Regions from separate parts of the Homo sapiens genome. Here regions 1 and 2 are each linked to region 3. Evidence: chromatin loops called from intact Hi-C (ENCODE). Cell type or tissue: Caco-2. All regions are shown on one strand. Each heading gives the region's core, and the rest is flanking DNA. Links, peaks and the distances in the headings are about the cores only.

Region 1 (10,604 bases), core at 842-8,841, 300 kb before region 3:
AGCCATAATTGGAAACAATCAAAAGGCCAATGAACTGATAAGTGAACATATAAAATATGGCATATCCATACTATAAAATATTATACTGCTGTAAAAAGAAATGAAGTATTAATACACACTACAACATGAACGAATCTAAAAACTATTTTAAAAAACCCAAAAAATTATGCTCAGTGAAATAAGTCGTTTACACAACACCCTAAATTATGTGATTGCAGATGATGGCTTCGTGACTCGTAAGCATTCTAAATATATTGGGATTTTAAACCTTAAATAGGTGGATTTTAAGTCGTGGAAATTATATCTAATTATCAAGCCTGTTACAATAATGAAAAGAATAAAAATGAATTTTTCAGCAGGAAAATAGTTATACTTTTAGATATTTTGGATGTTTAATTAAAACATTTTATCATATTTCTTTAAGTTTATCCTTCTTTTCTACTGTGGACTGATCATGAAATTTTTTTAAAACAGTCTTTTTTATATTATCTATATTACTTGAAAATTATTTTTGTGTAAAAAATTGTTTCACTATTGGATACCCATTAAATGTACGGAGTTCTAAAAACAGTTTTTAAACAACTGCTCAAAAATAAAAGAAGATTTCAGATTGGTTACATCATTTAAATTCTTTCAAAATTAGTCTCTTGAAAAAAGGATGAAACTCATACTATTGAGAAGATAAGGTATCTATAAATACCACCTAGTGAAAAGATATTGTTATACTCACAAAGGGTCATTAATTATTGGCTTCAAGCATTGAGCAAGTCTGTACTAGACATTGTGCGGAAGTCCAATCTAATAGCTGTGCCCTTGGCCTTCATGTGTGCAATGTTATGAGGTTGATCTGCAAGCAATGGAATGTGCACCATATGGATCCCATGGTAGATTGCCTTGTAGATGCCATTGGATCCACCATGAGTTATAAAAGCCCTGGTTTTTGGATGAACTAGGATTGGATAAATTTTAGCAATATTACTCATAGGAATAAAATGAGAAATGCACAACAAAACACGCAAGTGACAGTGTTTTCTAGCTAAAACATTGAACTAAATTAAAATTGTGTTTCAGACTTCAGAGGAAGGAGCACATACTTCTGCTGGAGATATAAGTGAAAGCTATATGTTTTGTGTGACTTCAGACTGAAAAAAAATTAAACAAGATTACCAGTTGGACTAAAGAAACAATGTGATCTAAATTAAATGCGAAAAAAAAAGAAAAAGAATCAAAGAAAAGAGAAGGACATGTAAGAATGTGTTCTCCTAAGTGCAGTCACGGAATGTGATATGTGAGATGTGCAAGGCAGCAGGCAGTGGGGTGGTGGTGGTGCTATGATTGAGGAAGGACAGGTCACACTTCGTCACGAAATGAGTCATCACTTTATGATTAAGATTAGGAATTTAATCCTACAGAAAATTCAGACTTCCTGGTGATAGCAGAAGAGCTGTTTTATTAGTGACATTTGAAATAACCCTGCATAAAAAGAAAGAACAAGTGTAAAGTTATAGAAATAGGAGACAAAGAGACAATCTATGACGTTAATAAAAAATTCTGCAAGAAATAATAACACTTGAAATAAAAATACCCTGATTCTGACCATAAAGACTGTGAATGTATATCATAAAATGCCAGCAATTATAGCTTATTATGTTCCCCGAAGGACTGGAAAATAAATACAAAGAAGTTTCATTTTATTTATAAGTTTTTCCATAACACATTTTGAATAAGCTTATTTCATGATTAATTATTCACACTCTAATGGGCTGGTACTAATATATTCAGTATTTCTACTCCAGAGTCATACCAAGAAGGTCATTCTGGGGTATCCACTTGTACACTCGAGTATTGAGTCCCAAGCCATGTGGTCTATTCCCATCAAATCTCCACAGAACCTGCTACAGTAAAAAAAATATCTTATTCCGTTAGTAGAACTCCAAAGTTAGAGAATGTTAGGACTCTAAAGAGATTAAGAATGAGATCAGGGATGTTAGGTAATAAAACTACTCAAAGACTGATGTAAATAGAATGCCAACATTTCATTTTCTTAACTTCTATAATTAGTTAAGCATATAAGGAAGTCAGGATTTTCCAAATAATAGCTTAGAAAAATGAGATTATAAATGAAAAGTTCAAGTATTTAAAAAATTGGTATGCTTTACAAAAGAAGACCTATGTGTGGCCAACCATCATATGCAAAAAGCTTACCATCACTGCTCATTAGAGAAATGCAAATCAAAATCACAATAGATACTATCTTGCACCGGTCATAATGGCTATTATAAACTTAAAAAGTAATAGATGCTAGCAAGATTGTGTAGAAAAAGGAATGCTTATACTCTGTTAGTGGGAGTTTATGTTGGTTCAACCATTGTGGAAGACAGTGTGGCACTTCCTCAAAAACCTAGAGGCTAAAATACAATTCAACTCACCAATCTCATTAGTGGGTATATACGCAAAGGATGATGAATGATTCTCTTATAAAGGCACATACACGTTTATTAATAGCAGTAGTATTCACAATAGTAAAGATATGGAATCAACCTTAATGCCCATCAATGATTGACTGAATAAAGAAAATGGAATGGGATATATATACACCATGGAATATTATGCAGCCATAAAAAAGCAAGATATGTATTTTACAGGACATAGATGGAGCTGGAGGCTGTTATCCTTAGCAAACTAGCATAGAAACAGAACCACATGTTCTCACTGTTAAGTGGAAGCTAAAAGATGAGAACACATGGAAACATAGCATGGAACAACATACTGGGGTGTATTGGAGGGTGGAGGGCAGGAGAAGAGAGAAGATCAGGTAAAATAACTAATGGGTACTGGTCTTAATGACTGGGCGATTAAACAATGTGTAAAACAAACTCCCATAATACAAATTTATCTATGTAACAAACCTGCACCTGTACCCCTGAACTTAAAATAAAATTTAAAAAATAAAATAAATTTAATTTTAAGCACACAAAAATTCTAAAAAATTGTATGTATGAAAAATATTTAAATAGTCATTATAATTCTAGTGAGAATAAGCAGTAACAATTTAGTAATGACCTATATGCTTATTTTATTTTATGTATTTTATACTAGTTTTCATCTTCCAAATTAAATATTAATTTATTCATTTTTGGTAATATAGGAAGTAATTCATGTATTTCTGCTTGTCTATAAGTTATTATGTTAGGGTTTGGTGTTCTTTGATTGACAAAAAAGCAAGTTGATAAAATAAGCTAATTGTAAGAAATAATGCTACAAAGGTAGCATGTATAACTTCTTTGAAATTATGAATTATCAAGCACTACTTCCAGGAGAAATTTCAAGGGACAATTTCTGAGACAAATTCAGAGTATTATCAGTATTGCTAATTTTTGTTGTTTTTTTTCAGCATTGAAATGAGGAACCTGCTGGTATCATAAATAAAGATATAGCTGTTGAACAAATTCAAAATCATATTTTTCTGAATTTGGTCAACAGATTGTTAACACTTAGACAATGTGCTACAAAGCTTTGACAACAGTGATTAATATGTTCTACTATAGCCAAGACATTCTTATGTTTAAGTTACTAATTTTGGAACTCCCAAGCAATCCTCATAAACTGATAAATAATTTACAGTGTTTTACTTGTTATATCAGTATTAAAATAACTGGTTTTTCAGCAAAAAACTTTAGTGGAGGTCATTGCAAGAAGACTATATCAGATAGGGAGCTAAAAAGTAATTGACAAATACACAAAAGTCACCGTTTTATTCTATACAGAAGAAAATATGTTCCTACTATGTATTATAGAGGGAGCATCTGAACCTATTCCCCACCTGGCTTCCTTCTGTTTGACTCCTTCCTATATTTTTTTCTGCTGCCTCCATTGGGAAGAATTGTTAATCTGATAGTTAGTGCTGAGTCCTTGTGGGGCCACATTTTATACAGCACAGGATCCACCTTCAGGTCAGGATCCATTTCCATCCTTTTTCTTTCATCTTCCTGTTTTAGACATTGGCTGGGCCCAGTCCAGCAAGGGAGGCTGCTTTTTCTCTTTTTCTAAATCTACCTGGCTAGGTGAGAACTTGGACTAAGTCTGTCAGCCTAGGCCATTCTTTCTCTGAATAGTACCCTGAACATCACTCAGATGGGCCTATTCCAAAATGTGGAGGAACTACATGAGGCCAGATTACATGGCAAGCCTAAACTGCATGATGCATGTTAGACATTTTGAAATACCTGTTATTGTTATTGTGCTAGTGAAGTCACCCATTAAAATGTAACTTCTTCTGATAACATCTATAGTGTGTATAATTTCCTCAGGAATCCTTAAACATAAGGATCAGATGACAGGGAAATAATTTGGTGATATCTCTTATGTGACCTCAATATCATGATAATATCAAAACTTTACCTACGCCTCTTAATATATTTCTTCCTGTTCACAATATTAGTACCAAATTTATTATCCATGATTATACCCTTTGTATTACTTTAGCATCTTTCATGTACATTTCTCATTTTGAACTAATATCTGATAATTAGTGCTTTCCCAAGAGCTACATTTCCAGGAAGGAAATTTCTATAATTGGATTATTTATAGACTTTAACAGCCTCTTTTGGTAGTTTTCCATACCGTAAGGAACTTTATCTATCCTTCTGTGGATCTTGGCAAGGGCTGATGCAATTACATTGGCCCTTTCTTCAGACATGTTGCTGATCATTGACCCCAGAGAAAACACCACAACACCATTTTCTCCAGAGCTCTGGATAAATTCTTCCATTTCCTGTGAAAAAAGAATTTGTTCCATCACAAAAGAGTAACAGCACAGCAGGCACTACTGAAAGAATTGGTACAAATTACTAAAGAGAGAAAATCAAGTATTATCAGGAATTATTGGAGGAAATTATGTCTTTTAACTGACCCAATCATTCAGTTTCTTATCAAGAAGATGTATAATATGAGATAGGTAGCCTCTACTAAGTGTGTTTATGTAAATATGTGTGTGTGCATGTTTGTGTGTGTGTGTAAGAGAGAAATGAAATGGAGCTATTACATAGTAGTCAGGGAGATAATGTTAGAAAACACTATACCCAGACTCTTCACTTATAATTTTACAGTTACTAATATAGGTTCTTGGAAAGTGGCACTACTTGGCTTTAATTCTATATTGTCATTCTACTAAATCACATATCTTTATTTCAGGCAGGTTTTCTTATTGGGGGAAACAGCCCCCAATATTTCAATGTAGATTCTTTTCTATTTTCCCTAAGTATCAGCCAGTCTGAGAAATAAAGGGAAAGAGTACAAAAGAGAGAAATTTTAAAGCTGGGTGTCCGGGGGAGACATCATATGTTGGCAGGTTCCGTGATGCTCCCTGAGCCACAAAACCAGCAAGTTTTTATTAGTGATTTTCAAAGGGGAAGGAGTGTACGAATAGGGTGTGGGTCACAGAGATCACACGCTTCAAAGGCAATAAAATATCACAAGACAAATGGGCAGGGCAAGGTCACAAGGCCAGGGTGAAAATAGAATTCCTGATGAAGTTTCATGTCCCACTGGGCACACATTGTCATTGATGACACATTATCAGGAGACAGGGTTTGAGAGCAGACAACCAGTCTGACTAAAATTTACTAGGCAGGAATTTCCTAATCCTAATAAGCCTGGGGGCACTACAGGAGACCAGGGCTTATTTCATCCCTTATCTACAACCATATAAGACAGACACTCCCAGAGCAGACATTTTAGCCCCGCCCCCCCCAATGCATTCTTTTCCCAGTGCTGTTAATTATATTCCTTACTAGGGAAAGAATTCAGTGATATTTCTCTTACCCGTTTTTGGTAATAAGGGAAACATGCTCTGTCCTGCCTGGCTCCCAGGCAGTCAGACCTAATGTTTATCTCCCTTGTTCCCTGAACATTGCTGTTATCCTGTTCTTTTTTCAAGGTGCCCAGATTTCATATTTTTCTAACACACATGCTTTACAAACAATTTGTGCAGTTAATGCAATCATCACAGGGTCCTGAGGCGACATACATCCTCAGCTTATGAAGATACTGGTATTAAGAGATTAAAGCCAGGTATAGGAAATTATAAGAGTATTGATTGGGGAAGTGATAAATGTGCATGAAATCTTCACAATTTATGTTCTTCTGCCATGGCTTCAGCTGGACCCTCTGTTCGGGGTCCCTCACTTCCTGCAACATTTTCTATAGAATTGTTTTAGTTTGAAGCTATCAATGGTTTTCTTCCCTAACTATAAACACTGAGGAAACGTTACTCACAGTTGGGGTGATTTTTTGTCTACATTTATCTTCCTCTGTAATCCTTTACACTTCACTAAAATTTTGTCAGAGTTTCCCAGTTTTTTTTCAAAAAAGAAAAAAAGTAACAGTAAAAAGTGGTGGTTAAGAATCACTGACATTCTGGAGTCTGGTTGTGGTTTGGAATTTCTATGAATTAGTACTGAGAGTCTCATTTATAATACTGAATTGTACAGTATATAGTTAGATAGTTGAATGATCATATTTTTCAGGTGATTCTTTAGGTGGAATAACTTTTCCCTGAAATCACACTGTTAAATTGATGTTCTATTTATAACTGCCTGTGAGGAACTCTCATTGTCACTTTGTTGTGTCTCAGAGGCAGCAGCACTTGCACCATAATGGGAGAGGCCACCAGCGCTTTCCACAGGGGAGATCTGGTCACCCTCATGAGTAGCTCACTCACACTACACTTCTTGGTGAAGATGTACTTGGCTAAAATTGATTGATATTTACTCTGATTTGCTTTCTCCAATCTATGCCAATATTTAAATTTAAAAACTTTCAGTTTTAATCATTAGGGTAAAACTTTTTTGAACTGCTGTTTATAAAACAAAGAAAAAAATCCAAATATTGACTGTGAAGACCATATATTGCTGTATTTTTTTTCAAATATGATTTTTAATCTTAAGACATCAATGTTAATGTGAGAGTCATTGTACTACTATTCCAGATAATACATGGGGCATCTAGACATTTTGTGTGATTGCAGTTACCTGTTGCCACATTTACTGTAACTCGTGTTCAGGGTTTACTCTCACTGGCTTGATGCCCAGAGCCTTCTTCATCCACCCAGTGTTGAAGTAATCTAACTTCTGTTTACTGATTCATCACTGATGTGGACTGGTTGTTTCAGACTCTGTGACAACTTCATAAAAATAATACAAAATCACTGTAAGTAATTTAACAAAAGTATGAAAAGTTTCATAAAGAAAAGGAAATATTTCTAAAATTTCTATCTAGAGATATTACCAATGTAAAATATGTATATTCTCATCATGGCTTTTATTCTATTTACACATGTACACTCATGACATTTATTTAGAAAGTTTTAACCTTATTGTATATACATTTTCCTCTTACAAAAAATTTGTCATCTTGTTATATTTATCATTTTCTACTACACTTTACTCGCATTATGGCTCACAGTGTAATTGAATATTTGATTGATAAAATTATTGTAAGGCTATAGTATGCATATAGTATAAGTTTTTAGTCATTCCTTCATTTAAGATGTTGGATTATTTCCAATGTGAATTTTATGAATATTTTCCATAAATATTAAATGTGCACATCTTAATTCATTTTTTTCTCAGTATGATTACATGAAACTATATTATTAAACCAATGATTATGTGCATTTTTAAATCACTAGAAATATTTTGCCAAATGTCTTTTTCTCTTAAAATATAGACATATATTATGAGAATCTAATATTTAATTTAAAAGAAAACAACTTGGGTTAACAATTATTCTACATAATAAACAATTAGAGAACCAATTTTACAACCATTGACTTGCATTCAAATCTTTCTGCAAGTTAATAACAACAGCTACTATTAGTAATTATCACTATTATACTACTAGTCATCCTTTTTCTTATCCTTCTACACCTCCTATTCTCTTCCCCCTCCTAGTGGCACTATCACTTTCCCTTAATATGAATAGGGAAATCTTTCAATAGTAGGGTAGGGTGCCATAGAATTTTTATTAGTCTTACCTCAGCTTTTGTCTCTTTAGAAAGTCATAAAGCACATACAATTCGCATTCAACATAGATATTGTATTTTACCCATGGAATAAATTCTCAGTTTTATGTAGACAAAAATCTTAAGAGATTACTTAATAATGTATTAAAGAATGCTTACTTTCTACCTATGTCTTAAAAGTATGATACTAATTTAAAATGCATGAGGTTCTTGTGTTCCTTTACAAAGAACATCATCTTCTAAGTAGACAGAATTCTTTAATTATGGTAAACTAAGTTTACTACTATTCAGATACAAGTGATAGAAATTATTTGGCCTTTATAATACGTGCATCATTCATTTTCTCCATGCTTCTCTGTAGGGAGCTTTGGCGTCTAGACACAAGTTCAACCAGGATGCTGTACTAAGTTGCTTGTCATAAGGCTGAAAACACCTGCTCTAATAGGGCATGTTTCTGTTCTAAGATGTAAACGTCAGATATCTCAGTGTAGAATGAGTTACATCCTTGAGTGAAATCAAGTGAACACTGGGTTTGGCTGCAAATATTATTAAGGATACACATTTATATTGTTGAGTAACTATTTTCTTTTTAAGATAGAATACTTAAAATCCTCATAACTTACAGTAGAATTTTAGAATGTCAACTTACGCATCTTACTAGCAAAACTAGTATGCCTACTTTTATTCAAGTCCACAATATATCTGTCCTCCACGACTTTTCAAGAGAACATAATCTTGATGTGCTGAACAATCTGGTTCTATTAAATGAAGAATGGTATCTCAAGTGACTTGCACATGTTAAGTAATTAATAGTGTTAGTAATCATAACAAAATAACCATAATTGCAAAATTAATATTTCTGAATCACTGACTATATAACAGAGAGATTTTAAGTGTTTTGTGTGTATTAACATTTTTTCCACAAAACACAATATGAAGTGGGTACTATTACTGCAAATGTAGGCATAATTACTTCTAGTCCAACATTCTAATCCACTTTTCCATCATCTGCTACCAGATTCCATGCAAAATTTCCCAAATGGTCTGCTCTTTCTTTGTTTCTTTTTTTTTAAATAACCTTATCATATATCTTCATTTCCTAACTCTTTTTAGTAGTCCCCAAAGGTGCTTAATAAATATTTTAACTCCTAATAAGTATCAGGCTCTAACTTGTCTCTCAGCATCATCTGATTCTCACTCAGCCTGTCCCTGCAAACTAAACTTGGAGTCTTGAGAACTTTCCTGAACACTTTACCTTTTTTTCTTTTTGTGTTTTCTGCCCTCCTCATTATTTCACCAATTTCTGCACATTGTTCAGCTGTCAGCTTCATTATCAGTGCGTCCAGGATACTTTCTATTATCTCCACTGATGCTATCTTGGCATGAGATAATAGCTTTTGCACAATTTTTATTACTTATACATATTCTATCTTTTGAAATAGAATGTAATGTGTGTGGGGACAGAAACTGTGTCTATTTTTTTTCCTCTTGCCTGTGGTTTTTGTTAAACTTTTATAAACATTCTCTTAATGAATGACCAATACCTTCTTACGTGTTGCATAATCAAGGCTTTAATTTAACCAACCCTATTTTCAAAGTCTCCTTAGTATCCCTCTGTATCTATAATAATGATGAAACTCACGTACTTGTGATGGTATCGATAAATCAACAAGTACAAGAGTTCCTAATTGCTATCTGCTTTACCCCACCCACTTCCCATCTTTCTTTCTAAGTCAGACACTCTGCAGGAAGACGGTAGAGTCATTCCTACTAAAAATTCAAAGCTAACAAAACCGAATCAACAAAATTATCTTTACCTTAGGTAGGGGTTTGGTAGATTTGCAGTGGAGTCCTCCAACAAATTCAACATTTGGTAAGAGTGGATGAGGAAATTGAAAATTCCAGGAGTTTTGAATAAGCCATATGTATGTCAGCTTTCTCCATTGTCTCAGATAAGGTAGTGGGTCTTCCTGAGAGGAAAAATGAAAGAAAAAGTGGATTACACAAGATAATTACATTAGGTAATTTTCTGAAAGGGATTAGAATAATGTAGGCAAAAATGTAGACCAAGTGTCTGTACTTTGAAATACATGAACATATATTCAAATATAAACATAATTTATTTTTTATGTATTATATATTTTGCCCTTGTGTATTTATAAGAAAAGCAAACTGATAAGAGAAGTTTGAGGGTAAACTACATCGCTAATGTCACATCGGAATACTCATAATCACAAACAATTATTAAAATAATCTATAGAGAAGTAAACATCCATTTCTTTACCCTTTAAAACTTCAATAGTAGCATATAAACATTTAAAAAACTCTTTGAGCTCCATGATCAACTAATTCTGCCTAACCCATAAAAATAATTTTCTGAGAAATAGTCTAGTTTCCGCAGTTCATTAAGCTAATCTTTTTATCTTTGGTTATTCAAGTGAACTGTGGGCTATTTTGAGAGTGTGGCTGAAATCCTTGTACCAACTACTGCTTTTGATTTATGCTAAGGTATTAACCATATTAGCTTTTAAGTAAATATATTTGAAAATTACAGCTAGAAAATTTTGAGAAATTATTCAAA
Region 2 (10,604 bases), core at 1,383-9,382, 230 kb before region 3:
TCAGCCTGGACCTTATTGTTCATATCACTATCAGCATTTTTGTCAAAGATATTCAACAAGTCTCCAGGAAGTTCCAAACTTTCCCACATTTTCCTTCTGAGCCCTCCAATAGCCCTGATTATTGTATTAGTCCATTTTCTAGCTAGTGATAAAGTCATACCCGAGACTGGGAAGAAAAAGAGGTTTAATGGACTTACAGTTCCACATGGCTGGGGAAGCTTCATGATCATGGCAGAAGGCAAGGAGTCACATCTTACATGGATGGCCGTAGGCAAACAGAGACCTTGTGTAGGAAAACTCCCATTTTTGAAACCATCAGATCTCATGAGATTCATTCACTATCACGAGAACTGTGCAGGAAAGACCTGATATATAATTCAAGACCTTCCACTGTCTTCCTCCCATGACACATGGTAATTTTGTGAGTTACAATTCAAGATAAGATTTAGGTGGGGACACAGCCAAACAATGTCATCCAGTCTTAGGAAGTTCATTATAGTAGTGTGAGAATGGACTATTACAGTAAGTTGGTACTGAGGTAGTGGGGTATGGCTATAAAGATACCTGAAAATGTGGAAGTGACTTTGGAACTGGATAACAGGCAGAGACTGGAATAGTTTAAAATGCTCAGGAGAAGATAGAAATATGTAGGAAAGTTTGGACCTTCCCAGAGAATGGTTGAATAGTTTTGACCAAAATACTGATAATGATGTTGCCAATGAATTCTAGGCTGAGGCAGTTTCAGATGGAGATGAGAAACTTTTGGAAAACTGGAGCAAAGGTAACTCTTGCAATGCTATAGCAAAGACATTGGCACCATTTTGCCCCTGCCCTAGAGATCTATGAAACTATGAAGATGAGAGAGATGATTTAGGGTATCTGGCAGAAAAAAAAATCTAAGCAGGAAAGAATTTAAGAATTGACCTGTTTGATTTTGAAAGCATTCATTCTTATGTGTTCACGAAAAGACGGCTTGAAATGGGAACTTATGTTAAAAAGGAGAGCAGAGAAAGATTTGTGGTTGAAAGTTTGAAAGATTTGCAGGCTGACCATGTAGTAGAAAAGAAAAACTCATTTTCTAGGGAGGAGTTCAAGCCAGCTTCAGAAATTTGCATGAGTAATGAGGAGCCAAATGTTAATCACAAAGACAATGGGGAAAATGTCTTCAGAGCATGTCAGAGTTCTTAATAGCAACCCCTCCATCACAGATCTGGGAGCCTAGGAAAGAAAAGTGGTCCACTGCTGTTCTGTGCAGCCTTGGGACTTGGTGCTCTGTTTCCCAGCCATGGCTAAAAGGTACCAAGGTGTGGCTAAGCCCATTATTTCAGAGGCTGCAAGTTGCAATCCTTGTTGGCTTCCACGTGCTGTTGGGCCTGGGAGTCCACAGAAGTCATGAACTGAGGTGTGGGAACCTCCACCTACTTTTCAGAGGATGTACGGAAATGCCTGGATGTCTAGGCAGAAATCTGCAGCAGGGATGAAGCCCTCATGGACAACCTCTGCTTGGGCAGTGCTAAAGGGAAATAAGGGGTTGGAGTATCCACATTGAGTCTGCACTGGGACACTGTCTACTGGAGGTGTGAGAAGTGGGTCACCATTCTCCAGATCCCAGAATTGTGGATTCACCAAAAGCTTGCACCACACACCTGGAAAAGCCACAGACACTCAACACCAGCCTGTGAAAGCAACTGGGAGGGTGATTGCACTGGGCAAAGCCACAGCAGCATAGCTGCCCAAGACCATGGGAGCTCACCTCTTGCATCAGCATGACTGGATGTAAGACATGAAGTATAAAGGAGATCATTTAGGAGCTTTAAGATCTAATGACTGTTCCACTAGATATCTCATGTACATGGGGAGTATAGCCCCTTTATTTTGGTCAATTTCTCCTATCTGAAATAAGAGCATTTATCCAGTGCCTGTACCCTCATTGTATACTGGAAGAAACTAATTTGCTTTTGATTTTACAGGCTTCTAGGTTGAAGGAAATTGCCTTATTTCACATTAGGTATTGGATATGAACTTTTGAGTTAATGCTGAAATGAGTTAAGACTTTGGGGGACTGTTGAATAGGTATGATTGATTTTGTAATGTAAGGAAATGAGATTTGGAAGGGGCCGGGGGAAATGCTATGGTTAGGCTTTATGTCTTCACTAAAATCTCATTATAAATTGTAAACCCCATAATCCTTATACATCAAGGAAGAAACCACATGGGAGGAAATTGGATTATGGAGGCAATGTGCCTCCCGTGATAGTCTTGTGATTGTAAGTTATCATGAAATCTGATGGTTTTATAAGTGTCTGACAGTTTTTTCCCTCACACACTCATTCTCTTGCCTGCCACTATGTAAGATATGGCTGCTTCCCCTTCTACCATGATTGTAAGTTTCATGAAGCCTCCTCAGTCATGTGGAACTGTGAGTCAATTAATCCTCTTTCTTTTATAAATTATCCAGTCTTGGGAAGTTCTTTCTAGCAGTTCGAGAATGGGCTAATACATAAGGATTTAGTCATAAATTGTTTCCAAAGGCGAATGTCCAGAATGGTGTCTTCTAGGTTTTCCCTTAAGATTCTTACAGTTTGAGATTGTAGAGTTAAATCTTTAATTCATTGCCTTAGGCCATTCTTGCATTGTTATGAATTAATACATGTGGTTGCATAACTTATGAAGTAAGGAATTATAATTGGCTCACAGTTTAGTATACTGTATAGCATGACCCCAGCATCCACTTCTAGTGATGGCTTCCTGAAGCTTACAATCATGGAAGAAGGTGAAGTTAAGACTTTGGGGAACTGTTGGAAGGACATAATTGTATTTTGAAATGTTAAGACATGAGATTTGGAGGGGCCAGGAGCAAATGATATGGTTTGGCTGTGTCTCCACCAAAATCTTATCTTGAGTTGTTGTTCTCATAATTCTCATGTGTCATAGGAGGGACCCAGTGGGATGTAATTGGATCATGGGAGTGGTTTCCCCCATGCCATTCTCATAAAAGTAAGTTCTCACAAGAATTGATGGTTATATTAGGGGCTTCCCTCTTTTTGCTGCTCTCATTCTTGTCCTCGTTGCCACCATGTGAAAAAGAATATGTATACTTTTCCTTCTGCCATGATTGTAAGTTTCCTGAGGCTTCCCCAGCCCTCTGGAATTTTGATAAATTAAACCGCTTCTTTATAAGTTACCCAGTCTTGGGTATGTCCTTATAGCACATGAGAGCAGACTAATACATCATAGAAAAATCTAGTTCTTAAAAAAAGTCTTCAACTTACCTTCTCTCTCTTGCTTCCACTCTCCCTTTTACTCAAGCAAACCTCTCTAGCAAGTTAATGCTCTGAAGCCCACTTGAATAACTCTACTGAAAGCTATTTTCATTTCAACATCATGGCCATTCTGAGAATTTTCCAAACTTTTATGCTCTTTTTTTTCCTTTTAAATACACATTCTAACTTTAGGTTCTTTCCTTGCTTCTATATCTTATCATAGGCTGTTAGAAACAGACAGGTCACCTCTTGAATGCTTTGCTTCTTAGAAATCTCTTCCACCCAACACTCTAAGTCATCACCCTTAAGTTGAAACATTCAGAAAGCCCTAGGACATGATCATAATGCAGCCAAGATTTTTGGTAGGGTGTAACATGGGTGACCCTTATTCTGGTTCCTCATATCTTCCTCATTTTCACCAGGGACCTTCTCAGTGTGGCCCTCACTGTCAATATTTCTGTCAGCATTTTGGTCACAAACATTCCACCAGTCTCAAATGAGTTCCAAACATTTTCTCAGCTTCCTTTCTTCTTCTAAGCCCTCAAAACCCATCCAACCTTAGACCGTTACCCATTTCCAAAGCTACTTCCACATTTTCAGGTATCTCTATGCCAACATGCTACACTTGGTATCAATTTTCTGTGTTAGGCTATTTTTAGCATTGCTATAAAGTAATAAATTAGGCTGGGTGCTATGGTTTGAATTTGTATTCCTGTACAAATCTCATATTGAATTGGAAAAGGGGCCTGGTGGGAGGTGACTAGATCGTGGAGGTGGATTTCCTCCTTGCTGTTCTCTTGATAGTGAGTGAATTTTCATGAGATCTGATAGTTTAAAATTTTGTGTTACTTCTGCCTTTGCTTTCTCTCTCTCTCTCTCTCTCTCTCTCTCTCTCTCTCTGTCCCTCTGTCTCTCTCTCGGTGTCCTGCCACCATGGAAGATGTGTTTGCTTCCCCCTTTACTTTCTCCAGATTTTTAGTTTTCTGAGGTCTCCCAGTCATGCCTTCTGTTACAGCTATGGAACTGTCAGTCGTTAAACCTATTTTTTTCATAAATTGCCCAGTCTTACATAGTTCTTCAGAGCAGTGTGAAAATAGACTAATATGCTGAATAATTTATAAAGAAAAGAGGTTTAATTGGTTCACAGTTCTTTAGGCTGTGCAAGTTTGTCTCCAGTATCTGCTTCTGGTGAGGACTACAGAAAGCATACAATCGTGATGGAATTTATAGAAGGAGCCATTGCATCACATGGCAAGGGTGGGATCAAGAGAGAGAAGGGATGTTCCCAACTGTTTGAAGCAACCAATTATTGTGTGAATTACCTGAGTGACAGTTAACTTATCACCAAGGGGATTGTGCTAAATCATTCAATAATGCTTCACTCCCATAATCCAGTCACCTTCCACTGTAACAAAAGAGGGTCTGGTTGCTCACCACTTGTAGAAAGAAGCCAAAATAGTAAAAGCAGGATATAATAAGAAAGACAGTAAATTTTATTACTGTTGTCAGCAAAGGGGAAAGTGGCCAGAAGCACTTTCAAAATTTACCACTTCTTTCAAAATTTACTACTTCTCAATTTCTGTAGATAGGGCAATGATTTAAGAAGAAGGGCTTGGAATGCAGAAGAGGCAAGGTGGGTTCGGATGTGCCAGGTTGTGTGACACACTCCAGTGGTTTATCTTGAATTATTGTTCCATCTAGTGAAGGGGAGAACATTATGTGCTCAACCTGGTTACAAATTAATCACAGAGAATCTTGCAGTTACTCTAACTGGGAGTGAACTCCAGCCTTGAAGTAATCTCCTGTTGGGAAGAGAATTCCAGAAATGCCTGCAGCATGTTAGGATTTGATCCCTGAAGCTTCTAACCGGTATATAGTCAGATAAGTTATCATGGTGTGTGCTTAACAGGCATCTAGGTAAATTAATGTGCAGAAGGCATGGGAGCTTAAAGTGGGAAAGGAGAGTGGAGTTTTAAAGCACATTCTCATGCTCTATTTCAAGATGAAAGAATACACATCTGTTGATTGTTGGAAAGCTGTGTCTTGAGACTGGAGAGAAAGAGGAAATAAAAAAGTTTTTAAAATGTGGTTTGAAGCTAAGCTGCTTGGTTACACACTGATATAATTTTTGCAAAGGTGATTTTAATATCTCTTTTGGCTTTCATACATCTTATTCTTAAGTTTGTGGACATAGAGATAAAAAAGCGTGAAAATCAATCTAGTTTCTTCCTGCTGATAGGAGCATAGTTAAGGATTTAATCACAGGGAAATAGGAGGGAAATCACTGCTATGCAGCTATCTGCATGTACTCATGGTTGTATAACAAAGATGTTAATATTCTCACCCACAGTTCTAGTACAGCACTTAAGTGAACAATAGACTATAGGTTTTTAGAAAGACAGATTCAGTTAAATAAGAAGAGCAAACTTAAATATATCATCCTATATCTATTTAGTCAGTGTTCTAGGCCTGAGACTAGATGAGTTCAGTTAAACAAATGTTTCTCATATCTGTTTAAGGAGGCAGCATTGAAGATAAGCTAAGCTTCTGTATCTATGAAAGAAAACAGATATTTAATAAAGGCATTTATGTAGAGACAGCAGAAAAACAAAAGGTTAATGTTTGGCACAATTTCTCTATACATTAGACTTAAAGGATTTTTGTTTAAAGAGGAGGAAGGTAGTATCAATTTCACATGCTTTTTTCTCACCTGTATTACAAAGAATCAAGGCCTCAGAAAAGATGTAGTAACAATTTTATTGAGGCCAAGTCAGAAAAAGAATTAAAATATAATTTGCAAGCATTAGTTTTGGGACTTGTAACCAAGAAAAAATTCAGGATTAAGTGCACAGTGTATAAAATATTAAAAACTCAAAAATAATAGACAGGACAAATCTAACAACAGGTGTGCTATATTATTTTCCTGAAGCACAGTTTTTCTTTCTTCAATTCCCATTTTTACTGAAGAAAAAAAATAGTAGGACAAATATATTTGCATAAAGTAAAAAAAAAATTCCTATTTTACTTGGCCTGGGTTTTTGTATAAAGTTAGTCAGAATAATTATTTGCCTTATAGAATTCTTAAAATTAGCTTTGCTGGAACTTTAGTCCATAAGAAATATTAGCTTAGACTTTTCAAACCCTTCAGCCCAGCCACGGATTTATCTGTGCCTGCAAATATCAGTATGGGTTGGATGAATTTCTCACCTTGAGGTCCCAAGATAATGTGGGGCTCCTGAGACTGTCAGAAAGTGACATTCTTTACTTGCCATAGGGAAGAAATTCTTACAAGAATCGTGTAGACCAGTTAAGAGGTCAGATTTACCAAGGGGTTTTATTGGCTCTATTAGTCAACTTTGATCCCTAAAAGCAATCTGAAAGTATTCCATTCGAGTTAGAGCTTTGGTATATATTTCCTAATAGTGTCCTGTTATTAAAAAGAAAAAAAAAGATTCTTATTTAACTTACACAAATAACTATACTGTCGTAAATTAAGTATGCTTACAATGAGTCTTCAAATTCTGGAGAAATCAGGTAGAGAGAGAAATACGTTTTAAATTTTGCCTAAAGGAGTGTACTTTACCCAATTGTTAAACGTTGTATGTGGCTCAAAAGAAAAAAAAAGTTTTCTAATCTCTAAAAAGAAAAATAATTAGCTATGTTTCAAACAAAAATCCACAAAAAAAATTTTTATCTTTCATTAGTTAGGTTTGGTTAGTTTACTCATGTTGTTTTCAATATTATCTCTCTACGAAAATCTGGGAATTTTTGTCCTCTATTCTAATGTAAAGAACACCACTGTTATCAGGTAAATGAGTCACAACAACCTTACATACAATCTGCTTAAACATCTCAAATTTTGTAATCCTCTCAACATTTACAATTTTATGTTCTGATCCCAGGAGCTTTTCTTCTTTATCTTCAAACAAATTTAACTTTCTGGTAAAAATAAAATCTCCCAGAATAGGGTTGAGCCAAGATTCTCAAGCCCTTTTGTCAATCTCTATCTAAACTTGCCTCAACATTGCCACAGGCAATGTCAGCTTTCCCATTAGATTACAAATTATGCTTTAAAAAAAAAACTTATCCAATCTAAGGCAAATACAAAAAAAACTGGTGTAGGTCCCTTTGATGTTTGGGGACCAGCAGGAGCTCCCTTTGGTTCACCCCACCTTTGATAGCATTTTGTGCCCAGGTAGAAGGGGCCCACTTAACCATAGCCTTTACTATGACCAGGGTAATAGGTATATTTAGTTGAATAATATTCTGGTATTGATAAAGCCAGTCCCATATGGCTTGTATACGAAGCATATCAGTTGCTTCATCTGGGGAACTCCACCTGGAATTTTACAGGGTGAGTTGGGCAGTCTCTTTCTCAGGGTAATCAAACTTAACAATGGCAATTATTCTGTCCACTAGGCTGGTTGTTTTCTCAGGAATAAACTTTTGTGAAGCTGGGTCACATATACTCTTCAGTGATTATTTAATCCTGAGCTGTGGGACCTGCATAAACTCATGCTCTTTCATTCTGTAGCACTTAAAATAAAAAATATTGTCCTTAAAGTAGTTATTTTTCCAATCCATTATAGTAAAGGTTTCTCAGAAACTGATTATATTACTCTACAAAATGGAGCAATTTCTTTACATTACACCCTCTGGGTTTAATAGTTAACTTGGCTTTCCCTTTCCCCACATTGACTAGAGGTTCTTGGTAACTACAGGTCTCAAAAGTAGCTTTGTTGCCCTGGCTTAAGATGTGTATGTTTGTGTGTGTGTGTGTGTGTGTGTGTGTAGCTTTGAGGCTAGTGGCCTGAGCTGAGAAAGACCCACATAAATTTGGTCCAGCCTTAAGGCAAAACCCAGCACTCTTTTACTTTCATTTTAGCGATTACAGATAGCAATAACTGAGGGAATTAACATTTTGTAGTTTTCTTATTAGTTTACATTTTGTTATGCATTCACTGAACTAACTCCCTGGGAGTGTGGCTATCATCCATCTCTAAATTTCCACTGGTAACTTTGACCTTTAGTAACTGAATGCAGCCCAGCTGCAGCTCCTGAAGGTGGGTGACCGTGTAGCCACCCAAGAGTCAAAAGTTTCTCATTCCCTGAGTTTTCATTTTTCTCTTTATCCATTTGGTCTTATCTATCTATCTATCTATCTATCTATCTATCTATCTATCTATCTACCCCATCATTTTTTTTCTTGAGATGGAGTATCTCTCTGTCTCCCTGGCTAGAGTGCAGTGGCAAGATCTCAGCTCACTGCAAGCTCTGCCTCCCAGGTTCACACCACTCTCCTGCCTCAACCTCATGAGTAGCTGGGACTACAGGTGCCTGCCACCATGCCCAGCTAATTTTTTGTATCTTTTTTTGGTAGAGATGGGGTTTCACTATGTTAGACATGATGGTCTCAATCTTCTGATGTCATGATCCACCTGCCTTGGCCTCCCAAGGTGCTGGGATTTCAGGCATGAGCCACCACACCTGACCCATCCTTCTGTTTTTATAAACCTCACCCAAAAAAACCTTTGTATTCTACAACTATTTTAACTCTCAGTAACATAAATTCTCAGTGACCATACTGAGGGTTACTTAATTTAACATAACATGACTCAGATTTTATACTATTAGAGAGAATTTTGAGATTAAATTTTCCAAATTAATGTTACCAAATACTACTATAGTCATGTGAACTCAAAGGTATCCAAGCTAGCTTTTGTTAGTGTGATAAGCGCTTAACTTTTCTTTAAGTCAATTGATTAGAGCTCTTTCATATATTTTGATATTGAAATATCACTTCCACATGACGCAAGTAATATATAAATATAACAGAGATACAGACAAAGGCAGATGTTGGGAACAGGCCCCCCAATTTGGCCATAAACTGACCCCAAAACTGGCCATAAACAAAGTCTCTGCAGCACTGTGACATGCTTGTGATGGCCATGACACCCACACTGGAAGGTTATCAGTTTACTGGAATGAGGGCAAGGAAGACCTGGTCCACCCAGGGCAGAAAAGTGCTTAAGGCATTCTTAAAGCACACATAATAGCATGAGCGATCTGTGCCTTAAGGACATGTTCCTGCTGCAGATAACTAGCCAGAGCCCATCCTTTGTTTTGGCCCATTACTTTATTTCGCATAAGGAATACTTTTAGTAAATCTTATCACTGGCTTGCTGTCAATAAATATGTGGGTAAGTCTCTGTTCCAGGTTCTCAGCTCTGAATCCTGTGAGACCCCTAATTTCCCACTCCACACACTATATTTCTGTGTGTTTGTGTCTTTAATTCCTCTAGTGCCACTGGGTAAGGGTCTCCACAACTGAGCTGGTCTGGGCAGGCAGATCCAAAAAATGTTTTTCATTTGCCTGTTTTCAAAAACTGTCTCCCTTACTTCAGACTATGAATAAAAAGAAATGTTACAGGATTCAACAAAAGTTTAAGGAGAGAGTTACCATCCCAGGCCTTCTCAAAAGGAAGGAAGAGCTGAAGCAGCAGGATATAGCAGAAACTAAACTTCTACTAATCAGATTACACAGTTTAAAAAATGAAATATTCTTGCATTAACTCAATATTTTAATATAATTTTTATAACCAATTCATTAGTTTTGTATTAGTTTAATTTTAATATTAAAGTCCAATTACCAGAAAGACTATTATAATCTCTTTTTAGTTATAGCCAACTTACTCATATATATTTCATATATGTATTTAAAATAAATTTCATTTTACTAAACTTACTATGACTTACACAGATTATTCATAACATACTTGGCTTTGGGGTTTGTCTTAAACATCCATCTTCTTCAACAACCTGTTATTTTATTTTAGAACAAAAATATACAATACAAGATTTGTCTTCATGTAATCTTTCTTACCAAAGGTACCTTTTTATATGTATGTTTCTTTAAATATCTCTTATTCCCTAGTTTCTTTTGCCTTGTATAATATATACACTTTAAATAACTGTTGAACTAGAAAAATAATTGTCTTTTAATAAGAAAACATTTTTTAAAGTTTCCTTATAATTTTTGAAATCAAAAATTACCCATACATTTAACAAATATCTATTATTTAATATAGCTTTAGATTCCAAATTATATGACTTTCATTTTATCATAGTCATATAATAAATTTATTTAATAGTTTGCCTAGATTATTTATAAAAAGTGTAACAGTCATCCCTTAGTTATTTTTTAACTATGTTTATACCCTATGAATTTCAGGTATTTACCTAAGAAACTTAAGGTTAAATATATGGGTATTTTTCCAATAACTCAGGATTTAGTTGCTCTCATTAAGCCAATAATATTAAATGTTTTCTTTACTAAAAATT
Region 3 (10,604 bases), core at 924-8,923:
ACAAGAAACAACAGAGAACAGGGAACCAGGACCTCTCCAAAAGGACAATGCAAAAATCTAGTGATTGACACTAATAAGATAACCCAATTTCTGAGCTCTCTGACCCAGAATACAAAATAGCAGTTTTAAGAAAACTTAGTAATGTCTAAGTTAACACAGGAAGTTATTTCAGAAATTTATCCGAGAAATTTAACAAAAAGGTTAAAATAATACAAAGAAATCAATCAGAAATCTTGGAACTAAGAAATGCATTTGCTGAATTCAAAATCCATTAGAGGTCTTAAACCACAGAATGATCCAAGCCCAGAAAAGAATCTGTGAGCTCTAAGACTCGTTATTTTATTTTTAAAAAGTCAAGAGAGAATAAAAAAGCAAGTGCCACCTACAAAATATAGAAAATTACTTCAAAAGACCCAGTCTAAGAATTATTGGTGTTCAAGAGAGATGTGAGTAAGAGCAAGGGTAGAACGCTCATTCAAAAAAATAGTAACAAAAAACTTTTCAAAACTTGAGAAACATAAAATGTCCAGGTACAGAAAGGTCTTAGAACACAATGCAAACCCAAATAAGACTACCCCAATTAACAAAATAATCAAAGTCACAAAGGACAAAAAAAAATACATTAAAGAAAAAAGATTGAAATCAGCAAGTGAAAGCAAATAACATATAAAACAGCGCCAATATTTATGGAGATAGACTTCCCAAAAGAAACTATACAGACCAGGAAGGACTGGAATGATGTTTTCAAAGTGCTCAACACAAAAGGATGCCACCAAAAAATATTGAAACAAAAATAATTATCAATCAAATATAAATGAGAGATGAAGTATTTACCAGGCAAACAAAACATAGAATTGACCACTGAGCTAGTCAGAGGAGAAGGAGGTCCCCAGAGAATCTCCAACAAGCCTGTGCACTGGGAGGAATGTGCACTGGGGTGGAACCTCAGGAATTTTGCACTGTTTGCAACAGGGAGGAGCCCGGCAAATATCCCATGTGGAACCTGGGATTCAAGCTGCTAGTGGGAAGCACTCTGGCAGGGGTCTCCAGCCTTGTGGAAGATCCCTGTTTCCCCTTTTTTTTTCCTTTTCACCCAATAAAACCCTGCTTTACTCACCTGTTGAACCATCTGCCAGCCTAAATTTTCATGGCCCTGAGATGGACAAAGACACCATTGCGTTATTTAGTCCACCTATTTACACTGTAATGACATCTGCTTTTTACCATTAATCTTTAAGCCTCTTCCTATTTCTCAAAGATTAAAGTCACGTGAACTGAACGGTACCACAGTTTTTAACTTCTCTTTAAAAAATATTAGATGCAAGTGTTTGTCTTTTTCAGGCCAAAATCATTTAGAGCTCTTTCTGCAGACATTACACATAACACACACGCAGACAGGCAGGAGAAAACCCAGTTCCTGGGTGGGGTTTTATAAGAGCCAGGCCAAGGAAAACATGCAGATATCAAACCTGAAAAAGAGTCAGTCCCTAAGGCAGGATAAGCCCCTACTTTGTGCAACAAAATGCACAGTGCAGGTGAGTGTGGCTGTTTCCTGCCAATTAAGTGAAGCCCAAGCTCCCTGGTTCATGGATAAAAGCCTTGTTAGTATCCATGGCATAGATGAGGTCTAGGGACTCCCAGACTACTGAAAGCAGGGGAGATAGGGTGTATGTGGGTAAGTGGGTAAGAGTGAATGTTCTCACCCCCTAGGCCCCACTGGTTCATGGGTGCATGTTGCTTTGACACCTGTTTCAGCACATACCAAGGTTACCAGCACTCGGGGAAGCAAGGACGGAAGAAGAAAAGAGGATGCTCTTTCTCCCTCATGTACCCCAGGTATCTGCTAGAAAGAGAAGAGAACTAGGGACACCTGCCACCCTCTTCCTAGGTGAGTAGCCATTCACCTTCAGTCTGTACCCATTTTGAATGCATCATGACCCCCTGGGACTTCTTTAAAAGGTGCCTTCTTTTTCCTTTCTTCTCCTCTGTTCTCTCTTCACGGATAGGTAATTATGTCTCCGTATTCTGGGACATTCCCCTCAGATGCATCTTCCAAACTGGAAAGAGTTAACTTTCCAAACCTTAAGCTGGTTGGCTAAAGATTGGGCCCAGAAGAAGGGAACCCAGAAGACCAACATGCCAGCAAAAGGGTATTTTACCAGTCTGGCTTTTGGCCTTTCTCTCCCTGTGCAAAGTGATAAAAGGCCTCAGAATTTTTGAGCTATCCTTACTCCTCCCCTTGTTTCATTTTGATACATGTTTTCTAATAACCTAGTTTGTCTGTTCTTGCCTTCAGGGCATCAAACTCCAAACAATAATGCAAGCAGAGTCTCTGACAATGGCCCTTTCTGCTGGGGGAACTCTTAGATAGGCCTGTGAGTGAGCTCTGACCACCATTTCCCAAAAACAGCACCCCTTGTCAGCAGGAAGCAGTAAAGATTGATCTTCCTTATGCTCTTTCAAATAGCATTCAGATGTACTTCTTTACAAGGGGGAAAGAGACAGCCAGGTAGGAGGTGGTCCCCAGAGAATCTCCAAAGAGCTTGAACACTGAGAAAAATGTTCACTGGGGTGGAACCTCAGCAAGTTTGTGCCATTTGCAGTGGGGAAGAGCCAGGCCCCTCCTCTTTCTGTGTGGAAGCTGGGATTCAAGCTTTGAGCAGGAAGCACTCTAGCAGGGGGACTCTGGCCTTTCAGAGTCCTCGACATTCAAACCATCTGTGAGCCTAAATTTTTGTGGCCATGGGACAGACAAGGATCCCATCTTTAGCTGAACTAAGGAAAAGTCCTGAGACTCCACCACCAGACCCATCTTGCAAAAAATGCTAATGGGAGCTCTTCAGTCAGAAAGAGTAAAACACTATCATGCAAAAAGTAACTTTTCAAGGTATAAAAACAAGTGGTAAAATTGAGTACATGCAAAAACCCAGAATAAGCTAGTACTGAATTTGTGTTCTGCATTTCACCTATCCCAGAAAACATAACAACTATAGCAACCGGTTAAGAAACAGATGATATACAAATATGTAAATCAAGATAACTATGAGTCAAAATGGGTAGGTGATTGAGTTAAAGTATATACATTTTCTGTGACTTTTGCCCTTATTTATTTTATAATTTTATTTGCAATCTAAGTTGTGATCTCTTTAAAATAACATGCCATATCTCTAAAATGGTTTTCTGTAAGTCTACTGGTAACCACAGTTAAGAAATCTATCATTGATGTACTTAAAAAGCAGCAACTTGAAATATACTACCAGAGACAATCACCTAATTATGAAGAAAGACAGGAAGGAAGGAAGAGAGGAGTCTAAAAACAAACAGTAAACAATCAACAAAATGGCTCTAGTAAGCCTTACTTGTCAATAATAAAAATGGATGTAAATTGTCTCAGTTCTCAGTTAAAAGACATAGAATGGCTGAATAAAGAATCATGCTGCCTTAAAGAAACCCACTTCACTTATAAAGCCATACATAGACTGAAAGTGAAGGGATGGCAAAATATATTCCATGCAACTAGAAACCAGAAAAGTACAGGTGTAGTTATAAACAGATTACAAATCAGACGGGAAAAAAAAAACAAAAAACAAAGACAGTAACTACATGATAATGAAGGGGTCAGTTTAGCAAGATTTAGTCATTATACTTACCAAAACCTGAGCTCTCAAGCATGTAAAGCAAACATTAACAGACCTAAAGGCAAAACTAGCATGCAACACAGCAATAGTAGGAGACTTTAACACCCCATTCTCTGTAATGGAAAGATTATCCAGGAAGAAAATCAACACAGAAACATCAGAGTTAAAGTACACACTAGATATGAAGGGCCTAACTGACATATACAGAAAGTTTCACATAATTGCTGTAGAATAGACATTCTTTTTATTAGCACAAAAAATGTCTCCCTTAATTCTATGATAGGCTACCAAACAAGCCTGTACAAATTCAAAAACACAAGTATCATATGAAGTATATTTTCTGACCACAATGAAATAAAACAAAAAATAAATTAAAAGAAGAATCTGGAAAACAGACATGAACACATGGAAATTAAACATACTGCTAAATGACAAACATGTCAATGAAGTTATTAAGAAGAAAATTTAAAAATTTTGTGAGACAAATGAAAATGGAAGTACAGCATACCAACATCTATGGAAGATGGCCAAAAAAACTGTAAGAAGAAAGTTTCTTGTAACAAACATCTGTATCAAAAAAGTTGAAAGACTTCAAATAACCTAATCCTATACATCAAAGAACTAAAAAAGCAGGAACAAACCAAACCCAAAGCTAATAGAAAGAAAGAAATTATAAAGACCAGAACACAGTTAAATAAATTTGAGGCTAAAATAAACACAATACAAAAGATCTATGAAACAAAAAGTTGTTTTTTTGTGAAGATGATGGAGAAGAAAAGAGAAAATCAGTTAAGTAAACAATTAAGGCTGGTCCTCAAAAATGCTGCCTTCCTGAAAACTCACAACTACAGGAAAAATAGAGCAGCTTGGGGAAAAACTCAGACTGCAGAAGCTGCCTGCCTAAAAAAAAAATCACAGCTACAGTGCACCTGCACAGATAAGCCACAGATAAGCAGGCAAGGCATGCAATGTCCAGCATAGAAACCCTTTGCTCTTTGTATGATTAGTAAGCTCCCAGGAAAAAGTGTCCTCCCCTTTTCAGACATGTACACAGTGGGCTCCATGGGAATTTGCAAAGAGAGGAGGGGGGTGTACCTAAAACAAACCCATCATTATACAAACGCAAGAAACAGCACTTTGTGCTTTCCTGGAGACATATCCACAATGACAGAGAATAACTGGGAGATATGCAGGCGGTTTTATAGATAAGAAAAGTTACTCAGTTACAGAGATGAAACTATGCAGGCAGTTTTATAGATAAGAAAAGTTACTCAGTTACAGAGATGAAAGCAGTTCCTCATAAGAGCTTTTGAATACAACCGTAACACAGCAACCATCAGGGAACCCTCTCCACTGCCGAGAGCTTTGTTTTTTTGTTATTAAATTTTTGCTCCAACCTCACCCTTTGTAACCACGCTTCTTAATTTTTTTGGTCCTGAGATCACAAGCTCTGATAACACCTTAGACAACCAGACCAGTGACCCTGACTTGTTTCAAAGATCAATGATGTTAACAAACCTTTAGCTAAGTTAAGCAAGAAAAACATAGACAAGATGCAAATAAAAACCATCAGAAATGGAAAAAGAAGAGACATAAAAACTGAGACCAAAATAATACAAAACTATTAGAATTGTTATGATAAATTAATAGTAAACCTAGAAGAAATATATGAATTTCTGGACTCAAAACTTACTAAGATTGAACTATAAAGCGGTTGAAAACATCAAACAAATAATAATGGGCAAGGGATTGAAGCTGTTATTGAAGTAATAAAATGTCTTTCATCAAAATAAAAAGGTTCAGAAACTTATGATCCCACTTTTGAATTATACCCAACATGTAACAGCTTGATACCAATCTGACTCAACCTTTTCAAAAAAAAAAAAGAAAAGAAAAAGAGAAATAAAAAAAAAAGGGAATAATTCAAACTCATTCTATGAGGATAATGTTACTCTTACACAAAAACAAAGCATGGGCATAACAAAACAATAAAACTACAAGCCAGTATCACTGATGAGTATTGATATGGTTTGGCTCTGTGTCCCCACCCAAATATCATCTTGAATTGTACTCCCATAATTTCCATGTGTTGTGTGAGGGACCCTATGGGAGTTAATTTGAATCACGGGGACTGTTTCTTCCATACTGTTCTCATTATAGTGAATGAGTCTCATGAGATCTGATGGTTTTATCTGGGGTTTCCACTTTTGCATCTTCCACATTTTCTGTTGCTGCTACCATGTAAGAAGTGCCATTCACCTCCTGCTCTGATTCTGAGGCCTCCCCAGCCATGAGGAACTTTAAGTCTAATTAAGCCTCCTTTTCTTTCTTTTCTTTTTTTTTTTTTTTTGAGACAGAGTCTCGCTCTGTCCCCCAGGTTGGAGTGCAGTGGCGCGATCACGGCTCACTGCAAACTCTGCCCCCCGGGTTCATGGCATTCTCCTGCCTCAGCCTCCCGAGTAGCTGGGACTACAGGTGCCCACCAAGGCGTCTGGCTAATTTTTTGTATTTTGAGTAGAGATGGGGTTTCACCGTGTTAGCCAGGATGGTTTCAATCTCCTGACCTCATGATCTGCACGTCTTGGCCTCCCAAAGTGCTGGGATTACAGGTGTGAGTCACCACGCCTGGCCAAGCCTCTTTTTCTTCACAGTATCTGGTTTGTCTTTATCAACAGTGTGAAAACAGAAAAATAGAGTAAATTGGTACTAGTAGGGTGGGGCATTGCTGAAAAGATACCCAAAAATGTAGAAGCGACTTTGGAACTGGGTAATAGGCAAAGATTGGAACAGTTTGGAGGGCTCAGAAGAAGACAGAAAAATGAGAGAAAGTTTGGAATTTCATAGAGACTTGTTGAATGACTTTGACAAAAGTATTGGAAATGGTATGGACAATGAAATCCAGGCTCAGGTTGTCTTAGATAGAGATGAGGAACTTGTTAGGAACTAGAGCAGAGGTGATTCTTGTTATGTTTTAGTAAAGAGACGGGTGGCATTTTGCCCCGGGCTAGAGATTTGTGAAACTTTGAACTTGAGAGAGATGATTTAGGGTATCTGACAGAAGAAATTTCTAAGCAGCAAAGCATTCAAGAGGTGACTTGGGTGCTGTTAAATGCATTCCTTTTTGAAAGGAAAGCAGAGCATAAAAGTTTGGAAAATTTGCAGCCTAATAATGCAATAGAAAAGAAAATCTTATTTTCTGAGGAGAAATTCAAACTGGCTGCATGTATTTGCATTAGTAATGAAAAGCTGAATGTTAATCCTCAAGACAATGGGGAAAATGTCTTCCAGGAATGTCAGAGACCTTTGCAGCAGCCTCTCCCATCACAGACCCAGAGGTCTAGGAGAAAAAAATGGTTTCCTAGGCAGGGCTCAGGGTCCACATGCTGTGTGCAGTCTAGAGACTTGGTGCCTTTCATCTCAGCCACTCCAGCCGTGGCTGAAATGGGCCAATGTAGAACTCAGACCATGGCTTCAGAGGGTGGAAGCCTCAAACCTTGGCAGCTTCCACATGGTATGGAGCCTGCAGTACATGGATGTCAAAAATTGGGGTTTGGGAACCTCCACCTTGATTTTAGAAGATGTACGGAAACTCCTGAATGTCCAGGCAGAAGTTTGCTACAGGGGTGAGACCATCATGGAAAAACTCTGCTAAGGCAGTGTGAAAGGAAAATGTGTGCTGTGAGCCCCCACAGAGAGTCCCCACCAGGGCACTGCTTATTGGAGCAGCAAGAAGAAGGCCACCATCCTCCAGACCCCAGAATGATACATGCACAAACATCTTGGACCATGCAACTGGAAAAGCCATAGACACTCATTGCCAGCCCATGAAAGCAGCCAGGGTGGAGGCTGTACCCTGCAAGGCCACAGGGACTGAACTGCCCAAGACCATTGGAATCCTCCTCTTGCATCAGCATGACCTGGATATGAGACCTGGAGTCAAAGGATATCATTTTGGAACTTTAAATTTTTACTGCCCTGGTGGATTTTGGACTTGAATGGGTCCTGTAACCCCTTTATTTTGGCCAATTTCTCCCATTTGGAATGGCTATATTTACCCAATATCAGTAACCCCATTGTATCTAGGAAGTAACTAGCTTGCTTTTGATTTTACAGGCTCATATGTGGAAGGGACTTGTCTTGCCTCAGATAAGACTTTGAACTGTGGACTTTTGGGTTAATGCTGAAATGATTTAAGACTTTGAGGAATATTGGGGAAGGCATGATAGGTTTTGAAATGTGAGGACATGAGATTTGGAGGGGCCAGGGGTAGAATTATACGGTTTGGCTCTGTGTCCCCACCCAAATCTCGTCTTGAATTGTACTCCCAAAAGTTCCACATTTTTGTGGGAGGGACGTGGTGAGAGTTAATTTGAATCACGGGGCAGTTTCACCCATACCATTCCTGTGGTATTGAATAAGTCTCATGAGCTCTGATGATTTTATCAGAGATTTCCGCTCGTACGTCTTCATCATTTTCTCTTGCCGCCACTATGTAAGAAATGCCTTTCACCTTCCGTTATGATTCTGAGGCCTCCCCAGCCATGTGGAACTCTAAGTCCAATTAAACCGCTTTTTCTTCCCAGTCTCAGGTATGTCTTTATTAGCAGTGTCAAAATGGACTAATACAAGTGTAGATGCAAAAGTCCTCAAAAAATACAAGCAAACCAAACTAATAATACATTAAGAAGATAATTTTCTAGGGTAACACAGAATTCGTGCAAGGGAGGAGGGAAGGATGTTTCAATACATGCAAATCAGTAAACATGACCCACCGTATTAACAGATCCAAGAATTATAGGATTATTTCAGTACATGCTAAAAAAAGCCCATAAAAATCCAAATCCCTATATAATAAATTATAATGGTTTTAGATCACCAAACCATCAAAATGACTTTAGAGGAAACATTCTCCAAAATGATAAAGGCCATATATGATCCATGACTAAAATCATACTGAACAAGAAAAAAATTAAAGAATGTTTCCTAGGGACTGGAACAAGAGAAAGATGCCCACTGTCAGTCCTCTTATATAACATAATACCAGAAGATGTTGTTAGTGCAATTAGGAGCAAAAAATAATAATAATAAAATAAAGTGCATTCAAATTGGAAATAAATAAGTCAAGTTATTCTTCATTGCATTTGACATAGTATAATATCTAGAAAAACCCAAGGATTTCATTTAAAAATTGTTAGATCTGATAAATAAATCAGTAAAATTGTTCTCTGTAAAATCAGGAAAATCAAAATCATATCAAGTATCTTCTTAGACCATAGTGAAGTAAAACTGGAAATCAACTCCAAAAAGAACCCTCAAAGCTATATAAATACATGAAAACTAAGTAATTTGCTCTTCAATGATTTTTGGGTAAAAATCAAGATGGAAATTAATAAATTATTTAAAATGAATGATAATAGTGACAGAGTGATCAAAATTTCTGGGAAACAGCAAAAGTAGTGCTAAGACTAAGGTTCATAGCATTAAATGCCTACATCAAAAAGGCTGAAAGAGCACAAATTGACAATCTATATTGTCACAACTCAAGAAACACTAGAAACAAGAACAAACTAAACCCAAAGCCATCAGAAAGAAAGAAATAGGAAGGATCAGAGCAGAACTAAATGAAATTACAACAAAAAATACAAAAGGTAAGTGAAATGAAATAAAAAGCTGGTTTTTTGAAAAGATAAACAAAATTAATAGACCATTAGTGAGATTAACCAAGAAAATAAGAGAGAATATCCAAACAAGCTTAATTAGGAATGAAGCAGGAGGTATTACAACCAATACCAGAGAAATCCAAAAAATTATTCAAGGCTACTATGATCACTGTTACACACACAACTAAAAAATTTAGAGGAAATAGATAAATTCCTGGAAGCATAAAACCCTTCTAGATTAAATCAGGAAGAAGTAGAAACCCTGAACAGACCAGTAACAGTGGGATTGAATTAGAAATTAAAGAAATTACCACCAACAACAAAATATACAGGTCCAGAAGAATTCAGAGCTGAATTATACCACACACTCAGAGAATAATTAGTATCAATTATTCCCACTGAAATGATTCCCAAAAATAAAGAAAGAGGGAATTCTTCCTAAATCATTCTGTGAAGCCAGTATCTAGAAAATGATATAACAACAACAACAAAACTACAGACTAATAAATGACATAACAAAAAACAAAAAAATCTACAGACTAATATCCCTGATGAACAGAGATGCAAAAATTCTCAACAAAATACTAGCTAACTGACTCCAATAGCACCTCAAAAAGATAATACATCCTGGTCAAGTGAGTTTCATCCCAGGGATACAGGGATGTTTTAACATATGCAAGTCAATAAATGGAATACATCACATAAACAGATTTAAAAACAAAAGCCACATAATCATCTCAATGGATGCAGAAAAAGTATTTGATAATATGCAGCAATGCTTTATAATAAATACCTTCAACAAATTAGGCATAGAAGGGACTTACCTCAAAGTAATAAAAGCCATATAGGACAAACTCACAGCCAACATTATACTCAATGGGGAAATGCTGAAATTCCCTCTGAGAACTGGAACAAGACAAGGATGCCCACTTTTATCACTTCTATTCAATATAGAACTGGAAGTCCTAGTCAGAGCAATCAGGGGAAAAAAAAGAAATGAAAGACATCCAAGTTGAAAAAGATGAAGTCAAACTATCACTGTTCACTTATGATATGATTGTATACCTAGAAAACTCTAAAGATTTCTTCAAAAGACTCCTAGATTTGATAAACAAATTTAGTTACATCTCAGGTTACAAAATCAATATACACAAATCAGTAGCACAGTTATACAGCAATAACATCCAAGCTGAGAATCAAATTTAAAAATTCCATCACTTTTTTAACTGCAAAAAAATATAATACCTAAGAACATACTTAACCAGGAAGATAAAATGTCCGTACAAGGAGAACTATAAAACACTGT

The links. A loop is a pair of places that touch in the nucleus more often than their neighbours do. Peaks named below come from ENCODE experiments on the same cell type or tissue, not always from the same donor. Only the 100,000 strongest peaks of a DNase experiment are listed, where the experiment ranks them.
Region 1: it touches region 3 in a loop (5-fold over the local background); 3 of 110 quality-filtered maps call a loop at or near these places.
Region 2: a loop joins it to region 3, with 9 times the contacts of the local background. A loop is called at or near these places in 3 of 110 quality-filtered maps.

Annotation. Positions count from the first base shown.
Region 1 is chr4:69,029,515-69,040,118 of GRCh38, reverse strand. It overlaps the pseudogene UGT2B26P. Among named protein-coding and RNA genes, the nearest start is that of UGT2B7, 62 kb to the left of the region's middle. In Caco-2, for the core only: no CTCF peak of the experiment used is centred there; a DNase peak (open chromatin) is centred at 5,658.
Region 2 is chr4:68,957,992-68,968,595 of GRCh38, reverse strand. No RefSeq gene overlaps it. Among named protein-coding and RNA genes, the nearest start is that of UGT2A3, 11 kb to the right of the region's middle. In Caco-2, for the core only: no CTCF peak of the experiment used is centred there; DNase peaks (open chromatin) are centred at 5,045 and 7,465.
Region 3 is chr4:68,727,360-68,737,963 of GRCh38, reverse strand. No RefSeq gene overlaps it. Among named protein-coding and RNA genes, the nearest start is that of UGT2B15, 62 kb to the right of the region's middle. In Caco-2, for the core only: no CTCF peak of the experiment used is centred there; DNase peaks (open chromatin) are centred at 953, 4,653 and 4,993; H3K4me3 peaks cover 179 bases.